Regions from separate parts of the Homo sapiens genome. Here region 2 is linked to region 1. Evidence: read pairs that join two places in POLR2A ChIA-PET (ENCODE). Cell type or tissue: Caco-2. All regions are shown on one strand.

Region 1 (5,000 bases):
AGTCCCAGCTACTTAGGAGGCTGAGGAGGGAGGATCCTTTAAGCCTGGGAAGTCCAGACTACAGTGAGCTGTGATCCTGCCACTGCACTCCAGCCTGGGCAACAGAGTGAGACTCTGTCTCAAATGTATATACATACATATATATATATTTTTTTCTACCTTTTTTCCCCTGGAGTGGAAATATCAGCCTGTGTTTGAATGGAGACATGAACAGCACAGCCTCGTGCTCATGGGTAGAGAGTATGGGACAAACCTGCCCTAGCTGGTTCCTGGCCCAGCCACTTGCCAGCTGTGGGGTCTGTCCTGTGGATAATAAATAGCAGCACCTTCCTCCTGGGAGCCTGGCGGGATGGCAGCTGTGAGACATTGAGATCGTGACTGGCACCTGGTGAGGACTCTGTAAATGGAACTCATCCTCACCTTGTCCTTCTTAGGCCTGGGGGTGAGAAGCTGAGCGGCCAGCATGGCAAGACCAACTGCATTTCCAGCTTTCTTCTTTTCTTTGTGGACATTGGCAGTTGGGTTTGAACTGTGGCCCTAGCCTGCCTTTGCGATTGGAATTGCGAGGGCAGTTTGGCGTTGGAGCGGTTTGTCTCTCTAAGAAGAGCCATCCTGGCTAAAGCAGTGCAGATCAACCCGGCACACACCGCCTTGTCCTTGGGCCTGGAAAAGAGCCCGCAGCCGCAGGGATCCTCTTCTGCACGGTGCATGCCTTCAGGCTGCACGCTGCCTCTGTTTCTCAACAGTCCCTGTTCCTTCTGGGCAATGATCAAAGCGAGGAAATAGGACAGGGTCAGTTTCCGTGGAAGGAGCATTGTTGGCAAGATGAGAACAGGTGGATTCCTGGGGTTTGCTCATTGGAATGTGCCTATTGATTCTCATGCTTTGAAAAGCCATTACTGCTACACTCCCTCCAACAGGTACTTCCGAAGATCCCAGTTTACAGCGATCAGTTTCGGTTGCAACGGGACTGAACATGATGAAGAAGCAGAAAGTGAAGACCATCTTCCCGCACACTGCGGGCTCCAACAAGACCTTACTCAGCTTTGCACAGGGAGATGTCATCACGCTGCTCATCCCCGAGGAGAAGGATGGCTGGCTCTATGGAGAACACGACGTGTCCAAGGCGTAAGTCTGGGCGTGATGGTCCCCGCAGGGCACCAGACGGCCCCTCCCTTCCAGAGCAGCCAAGCTGCAAACTGTCTTCGTGGACATGCTCACATTTTAGCCAAAGTTAAGTTTATGGTTTAGTTCTAGTTTAGTTAACTGAAGTTATTCGATCCCAGGCTATTTTCTGTATGTCTGTGCATGTAGAGATACATTTGGTGCATGCATAGTTATTAGAGCGTATGAAGTCACCTGTCTGAAAGTAGTTTAAACATTCTTTTGTTTTTAAAAAAAATTTAGCATTTGGCCAGTGCAGTGGCTCATGCTTGTAATCCCAGCACTTTGGGAGGCTAAGGCGGGCAGATCACCTGAGGTTAGGAGTTCCAGACCAGCCTGGCCAACATGGTGAAACCCCATCTCTACGAAAAATACAAAAATTAGCCAGGCGTGGTGGCAGGCGCCTGTAATCCCAGCTACTCGGGAGGCTGAGGCAGGATTGAACCTGGGAGGCGCAGGTTGCAGTGAGCCGAGATCTCGCCATTGCACTCCAGCCTTGGGTGACAGAGCAAGACTCTGTCTCAAAAAAATAAATAAAATTAGCATTTGATTTATTGAAGATAATCTGCATATCAGATATACTTTGTTAAGGTTTAGCACGTAGGTAGTTTGAATGCAATCCTCTTAATTTCAGCCATAATTATGTGCACAAGCCTTCCTGTAACTAGCTTGTCAGTTTTCTAGACAGATTGTTCAGATGTATTAAATAAAACCAATATGGAAAAAAAAAGGGGTAATCCAAATCAAATTAATGTTATACATACAACATATATTGCTTTTTAGCTAGGCATGGTGGTGCACACTTCTAGTCACAGCTACTCGGATGCTGAGGCAGGGGGATTGCTTGAGCCCATGAGTTCGAGGCTGCTGTGAGCTATGATCGCACCACTGCACTCCAGCCTGGGCAACAGAGCGAGACCCTGTCTCTATTAAAAAAAAATTGTTAACAATACACATTGTTCAGTGTATGTGAAAGTCCATATTTACCTATTAAAAGCCTTAATTTCATTTCCTCCACACATGGGCGTTTCTGGAGCAGTGGACCTGTCTGCCCTGAGCTCTCACCAGGTTGTTCAGGGAGGTTGCCGTCCACATGTCTACTGCTGATAGGGTCTTTTCTCCCTCTTTGCCGGTAGGAGGGGTTGGTTCCCGTCGTCGTACACGAAGTTGCTGGAAGAAAATGAGACAGAAGCAGTGACCGTGCCCACGCCAAGGTAGCCCTGAACGTGGCTGAGCTCTCCCGGTGACAGAAACCCCTGCCTTGTCGTTTCTGTAACACACCACCATCTAGCTGTGTCGCAGGCCCTGCCCTAAGCCTCAGCTCTCGTGGACTAGTCAGAGATGAGACCGCGGCTCACAGTGCTGTCTGCCGTGATTTCTGTTGTCCCCGAGCTTTGCTGCTGTGAGGAGACCCAGCCCAGGCCACCTACTCCTCGCAGTCCTGCAGCCCTCTGAAACTCCCTCCCTGTGCCCTGCCCCTCCTGGTCGCTAAACCCAAGCCATGTGTTTTCCGTCCTTATCTTACACTTATCTTACCGTTCTTATCTTACAGCCCTTAACGCTGTTGTATGCTTTTTCTGGAATGTTCTCTGGCCCCGGCTGCTTGACCTGTGCTCTGTTTGTCTTCTGCCTCACCAGCTCTTTGCACCCCTCTTCTGCCCATCAATTAAACATCAGTGTTCTTGGGAGTCACCCTGGGTCCATCCTTCCTGCCTGTGCTGGGCCATCTCATCCACTCCCATGGCTTGAAATACACTGATGGGCTTTGCTGAGCACCTCCATGCCGAAAACCCCCAAATCCGTATTCCAGATCAGATACTAACAGTAGTTATTGCCTAGAGACTGTCCAAAGGACTTTGCATTGATTTTTTCACTTAATTCTCACAGCAGACCCATGAGGTGGGCCCCCACTTTAAAAAATGAGGAAACTGGCCGGGCACGGTGGCTTGTGCCTGTAATCCCAGCACTTTGGGAGATGGAGGCAGGAGGATTACTTGAGGCCACAAGTTCAGGACCAGCCTGCGCAACATAGCAAGATCCCCATCTCTACAAAAAAAATAAACAATTAGCCAGGGCATAGTGGCATATGCCCATTGTCCCATCTACTCTGGAGGCTGAGGCGGGAGGATCGAAGTTCACAGAACCCCCATAACCCATCCAGCTAGCCAGGTAGAAGGCCTCCAGGTCCGACGTTGCATTCCCCAGGGTCTGATGCTGTCTGCAATCTTCATCCCTAGCAGAAGAGCTAAAATGCCATTGTGCTGGGGAACAAAAACTGAGTAACACTTTTAGGATGTTAAAATTTCAAGTGTTTACATTTTTTTTTTTTTTAACTCTTAGCTCATTGCTCACTCCAGCTTTTGCTAGTCTCCAATTTCTTTCCTTAGATTAAATCAATCAAGAGCCAGCCCCTAATTTAAAAGGTTTCCTCTCCTTTTGTCATGTCTTTTAAATAATTTTTTGGCCAGGCGCAGGGGCTCATGCCTGTAATCCCAGCACTTTGGGAGGCCGAGGCGGGCAGATCACCTGAGATCAAGAGTTCAAGACTAGCCTGGCCAACATAATGAAACCCCGTCTCTACTAAAAAAAAAAAAAAAAAAAAAAACAAAAAACAAAAAAATTAGCTGGGCGTGGTGGCAGGCGCCTGTAATCCCGGCTACTTGGGAGGCTGAGGCAGGAGAATCACTTGAACCAGGGAGGCGGATGTTGCAGTGAGCCAAGATCGCGCCACTGCACTCCACCCTGGACAATAAGAGGGAAACCCCATCTCAAAAAAAAAAAAAAAAATTTCTTGTGAGGATATGTTTAGAAACCACTAAAAACATTAGTGTTTTAGGCCGGGTGTGGTGGCTCATGCTGTAATCCCAGCTGAGGTCAGGAGTTCAAGACCAGCCTGGCCAATATGGTGAAACCCCATCTCAACTAAAAATACAAAAAATTAGCTGGGCACACTGGCGTGCACCTGTAATCCCAGCTACTCAGGAGGCTGAAGCAGAAGAATCACTTAAACCTAGAAGGCAGAGGTTGCAGTGAGCTGACATCATGTCATTGCACTCCAGCCTGGGTGACAGAGTGAGACTCTGTCGCAAAAAAATTTAAAAAATACAGTGTTTTGTATTGATATATGTACTGTGTGTGTCTGTGTGTGTGAGATCAAGATCAGGTTTTGATTGGTGATGTACTATTACTGTTGTCCTTGGTCAGGGACACAGAGGATGTTTGGGGTTTGGTGGTGAGACATTATCTAACACGTGCTGTGTCCTTTTTGGGTTTGAGCCCCACACCAGTGAGAAGCATCAGCACCGTGAACTTGTCTGAGAATAGCAGTGTTGTCATCCCCCCACCCGACTACTTGGAATGCTTGTCCATGGGGGCAGCTGCCGACAGGAGAGCAGATTCGGCCAGGACGACATCCACCTTTAAGGCCCCAGCGTCCAAGCCCGAGACCGCGGCTCCTGTGAGTAAAGCCGCAGCAGGGCGTCCTGGGTCCTGGACTCGCCATCCCCGACTGGGAGGCGCAGGTCCTGTGGTGACCGCCTTGCTCTGCTCTGTCCCCAGGGGGAGAGTGGTGTCCCCGGGGAGGAGGGAGGAGGGGACTTGCTGCCTTTGATCCTCTAGATTCCCTTCTTTGTCATGCAGCCTTTCACCTCCTTGACTTCAGCCCTTCTTTCATGTGGACTCTATCTTGTCAGTGAGAGTTTACACACAGTCGCCTCTAGTTTGCTAGATTTTATTAGGTTTCTTATCTTTCCTGCCTGGCTGCAGTCTTCTAGCCATTGAATCACCATTTTCTTTCATTTTCTTATTTTCTGAAGAGAGGCTTACATTAAAAGTGG
Region 2 (5,000 bases), 510 kb before region 1:
CAACTACTCAGGAGGCTGAGGCAGGAGAATCACTCAAACCCAAGAGGTGGAGGTTGCAGTGAGCCGAGATCACGCCACTGCACCCCAGCCTGGGTGACAGAGCGAGACTCCATCTCAACAACAACAACAAAAAAGAAAATTGGGGAGAGTAGAAAAGAATGTTAGCTCTGGTCTGTGGGTATGACCTTCTCCAGGCCCCTCAGGAAGAAATTTAGAACAAAGAACTGTCAGAGTTCAGTGCTCAGTTCCCCCTTATCTGAGGTCTACCTGCCAGCAGCAGGTCCATTTGGCAGGAGCCCAGGTTTCTGAAAAACTCAAGGACATCTTTGGTTCCCATCAGGAACTAAACATCTTGTGATTTCCTTGGCTATTGCTTTAAGCTACTATTACCTTTTTGGTTATCAAGTTGCTCATTTACTGCTCAGGACTAGCTAGGTGCCTGAACTTTCCCTTGAAGGAACTCAAGATTTTCCTTTATTTCCATGCTTGGAGGGGGAGGGTGCCCACCAGGCCCCTAATAGGGCCTCTGCTTTATCGCATCTTCAGGGAGGGCTTTCTAGTGGGCCCGTAGCCAGGAGGACAGGTCCTCCACGACCCACCCTCAAAGTCCATGCCTGGCCTGGCATGTTAGCTCATGCCTGTAATCCCAGCACTGTGGGAGGCTGAGGCGGGCAGATCACCTGAGGTCAGGAGTTCAAGACCAGCCTGGCCAACATGGCAAAACCCCGTCTCTACTAAAAATACAAAAATTAGCCGGGTGTGGTGGCACATGCCTTTTAATCCCAAGAATTGCTTGAGCCCGGGAGGTGGAGGTTGTAGTGAGCCGAGACTGCGCTACTGCACTTCAGCCTGGGCAACAGAGCAAGACTCTGTCTCAAAAAAAAAAAAAAAAAAAAAGTGAAGGTTGCCAATAGGATTTGTGAATAGATTGAAGGTGAGGTTTGAGAAAACATGAGAGAGGTCGAGAGGTCGAGAGGTCCAGGGTCTCCCTGAGGTTTGGCCTGAGACACCAGAAAAGTGGAGTTGCCATCAACAGAGATGGGAAGGCTGGAATGAGGAGGTGCGAGGGAACAAAGCTGGAAGACCAGTGGGTCCACAGGTGCCTATGGGGAGACGTTTCAGGAAATAGGAAGAGGAAGTGGAAGATCCAGTGATCACCACCACCCACTGCCCACTACCATCCTTCTCTGAGCTTGTCTTGTTACCAAACCAAATTGAGATCCTCTCACCCAGCACAGTAACGCTAAACATCCACACCACAGTTTGCAGTGGGAGAAGTGAAGGCATTCATTGCGGGGCTCCAAGCAAGGAGAGGGAGGTTACAGTCAAAGCTGTCAATCAATACATGGAAGTTATACCTTGGTTTCACCTAAAAAGGTGAGACATCTCAAAGCAGGAGCCCACAGGCCATAGGAGGATTCAAAGATCTTCTTTTTTTTTGTTTTTTCTTTTTTGAGCTGGAGTCTCACTCTGTCACCCATGCTGGAGTGCAGTGACGCGATCTCAGCTCACTGCAACATCCGGCTCCCAGGTTCAAGTGATTCTCCTGCCTCAGCTTCCTGAGTAGCTGGGATTACAGGCCCACCACCACGGCTGGCTAATTTTTGTATTTTTAGTAGAGATGGGGTTTCATCATGTTGGCCAGGCTGGTCTCAAACTCCTGACCTCAGGTGATCCGGCAGCCTTGGCCTCCCAAAGTGCTGGGATTCCAGGCGTGAGCCACCACGCCCAGCCAACCTTCACAATTTATCCAGAATCTACTCATTTTTTTCCACCTCTACTGCTCTCACCTGGTCTGAGTCATCACCATCTCTTGCCTGAATGATTGCTGTTGTTTCTGCCCTTGTGCTCACCGTCTAGTTTCAGCACAGCAGCCTATTAAGACCTAGGTTGATTAGGCCACACCCCTGCCCCAAATCCTCCAGGTCTCCCAGTCTCACTTAAGGTCCCTGACCTGCTCCTGTCCGACTCCTTGACTTCACTGCTTGTTCACTGTGGCAAGGGGACCTTATAGGCAGCAGGGGGTCCAGAATGTGGGAAGTCCTGTCATGCTAGAGATGCCCATCCTGAAATCAGACGCCAGAGTAGGGATCTGGGCTTGAGGTACAAGGTGGTGTGGGATATAATGAGGTTTCTCGTCAAATAATCTGATCAATCTTTTATCCTTTATCCATAGTACCCGCCCCCCCCCCCACCTTTTTCTCCTTTTTTTCCTTTTTGCCTTTGTTAGATGTCCAGGCAGGCCACAGTACCAGGCGTTATCAGTACCAGCTCACATTCCTTTCCTTATTTGGAAAGAAGACTAACTTTCTTTTCTTTTTTTTTTTTTTTTTTTTGAGATGGAGTCTCGCTGTCGCCCAGGCTGGAGTGCAGTGGCGCGATCTCGGCTCACTGCAAGCTCCGCCTCCCGGGTTCACGCCATTCTCCTGCTTCAGCCTCCTGAGTAGCTGGGACTACAGGCGCCTGCAACCACACCCACCCGGCTAATTTTTTTCTATTTTTAGTAGAGACGGGGTTTCACTGTGTTAGCCAGGATGGTGTCGATCTCCTGACCTCGTGATCCGCTCGCCTCGGCCTCCCAAAGTGCTGGAATTACAGAGTGAGCCGCCGCGCCCGGCCAAAAAAGACTAACTTTCCAGATCATTACAGACACCTCTTCCCCTTCCTGTCCACTTTCTTTTACGTGCCCACCTTATCCAGAAAAAAAAAAAAAATCAAATGTCTAGTCAACCGGGATTAGTTTAGATTGTACGACCCAACCCCGGCCAATGGCAAAAGGGTGCAGGGGCAGGACTTGCCTCAGGAATAAAGGCTCTCGTGCCCCTTTGTTCAGGTGCGCTCTCGTGGCGACTGGCCAAGGAGGCACCCCTCTGCACAAAAGCAAAATTGCTTTGCTAAGGATCCTTTGTTCGAGTGTTCAATTTCCTTAAGATTTTGAGCGTTATTCCTAACAGTGGGACTCCACTCCGGAGGCGGGGCTCAAACACCACACCAAATTGAGGACTAGCTAAAAAAGGACTTCGGTGGAAGCAGCTTTCCATAAGACACGCCCACCAGTGTGCTATGTCAGTTTACCATTGCTGTGGCAACGCTCAGAAGTTACCGCTCCTGGCCGGGCGCGGTGGCTCACGCCTGTAATCCCAGCACTTTGGGAGGCCGAGGCGGGCGGATCACGAGGTCAGGAGATCGAGACCATCTTGGCTAACACGGTGAAACCCTGTCTCTAATAAAAAAATACAAAAAGATTAGCTGGGCGTGGTGGCGGGCACTTGTAGTCCCAGCTACTCAGGAGGCTGAGGCAGGACAATGGCGTGAATCCAGGAGGCAGAGCTTGCAGTGAGCCGAGTTCGCGCCACTGCACTCCAGCCTGGGCGACAGAGCAAGACTCCATCTCAAAAAAAAAAAAAAAAAGAAGTTACCGCTCCTTTCCGTGGCAATGACCCAATGATCCACAAGTTAGCACCCTTTTCCTAGAAATTTCTGCATAAACTGCTCCTTAATTTGCCTATAATTAAACGTGGGTGGTATAAATATGACTGCGGAATTGCCTCCAGGCTGCTGCTCTGGGTTCACCGCCTAAGGGTAGCCCTGCTTTGCAAGGAGCAATACCTCTGCTGCTGGCTGTGCACTGCCACTTTAATAAAAGTTGTTGTCTAGGCCAGGTGCAGTGGCTCATGTCTGTAATCCCAGTACTTTGGGAGGCTGAGGCTGGCGGATCACCTGAGGTCAGGAGTTCGAGACCAGCCTGGCCATGGTGAAACCCTGTCTCTACTAAAAATACAAAAATTAGCCAGGCGTGGTGGTGCACGCCTGTAGTCCCAGCCACTTGGGAGGCTGAGGCAGAAGAATTGCTTGAACCTGGGAGGTGAAGGTTGCAGTGAGCTGAGATCACACTACTGCACTCCAGCCTGGGCAACAGAGTGAGACTCCACCTCAAAAAAAAAAAAAAAAAAGTTGCTGTCTAACACCAGCGACTTGCCCTCGAATTCTTTCCTGAAGGAAGCCATGAACTATCCCAGACTAAGCCCCAATTTGGGGGCTTTCCTGTACTGCATTAGGCTCAGGAGGTGAGCAGGCTCCACCACTGCCAGTGCAGGAAACTCCCTATGAATAACTAGAGATCTTCCCATGGGAAATATAACACCACCATCTTGTTTCATGATGGCAGCCAGAAGCCCAAAGAAAACCCTCCCTGAATATGCATGCATGTGTGCACACACACACAGACACACACAAACACACACACACAGAGACATACACACACAGACATACACACACAGACACAGACACACAGACACACACACATACACAGACACACAGACACACACAGACACAGACACAGACATACACACACAGAGAGACACACACACACACACACATACAGACACACACAGACATACACACACAGACATACACACAGACACGCAGACACACACAGACACACACACAGACATACACACATAGACATGGACACACAGACAACACACACAGACACACACAGACACACACACACAAACACACCCACATACCCACAGACAGACAGACACACACAGACATACACAGAGACACACACACAGACACACACACACACACACTCACTGACTCCATTCGGCTCTAGGTCTTTAAATGAGATTTGATTCATTTAATCCTTACAATGACCCAGGAGACAGGTTACTACTATTATTTCCAGATGTGTGGGGTTTTATTATATTCTTTTTTGCAACATTGCAATTATTGTCAACAACAGTTCATTATTTGAAAATTCTTCCTGGGACAGGCAGACAAATGTGAAACCCAAGACAGTTGGGATGGAACAGAACTCCTGGTTTGTTTGGTGAATAGGAGCTCGGTAGGAATGAGCTTGGAAGAGTTGATGTCTCATTCTTTTTACTCCAGTTGAGTGTGGTGTGGAACCATTGGCAACTCTACAAGCCCTAACATTTGGCCATCGTGGGAGACTATGTTAATTCTAATACTAAAGCCAATGTGAGTTCTGTTCC

Evidence for each region. Peaks named below come from ENCODE experiments on the same cell type or tissue, not always from the same donor. Only the 100,000 strongest peaks of a DNase experiment are listed, where the experiment ranks them.
Region 2: POLR2A ChIA-PET joins it to region 1 with 9 read pairs; 4 of 35 experiments call an interaction of 5 or more read pairs at or near these places.

What each region holds. Positions count from the first base shown.
Region 1 is chr7:98,303,817-98,308,816 of GRCh38, reverse strand. BAIAP2L1 (BAR/IMD domain containing adaptor protein 2 like 1) reads left to right here. Exons shown (of 14, transcript NM_018842.5): 10 at 921-1,128; 11 at 2,301-2,378; 12 at 4,441-4,621. It also overlaps a transcript of BRI3 not described here. Among named protein-coding and RNA genes, the nearest start is that of BRI3, 25 kb to the right of the region's middle. RefSeq lists enhancers at 1,972-2,472, 2,473-2,973. In Caco-2, no CTCF peak of the experiment used is centred here; DNase peaks (open chromatin) are centred at 2,666 and 4,736; H3K4me3 peaks cover 697 bases.
Region 2 is chr7:98,816,842-98,821,841 of GRCh38, reverse strand. No RefSeq gene overlaps it. Among named protein-coding and RNA genes, the nearest start is that of TMEM130, 51 kb to the left of the region's middle. In Caco-2, no CTCF peak of the experiment used is centred here; DNase peaks (open chromatin) are centred at 1,911, 2,241 and 2,491.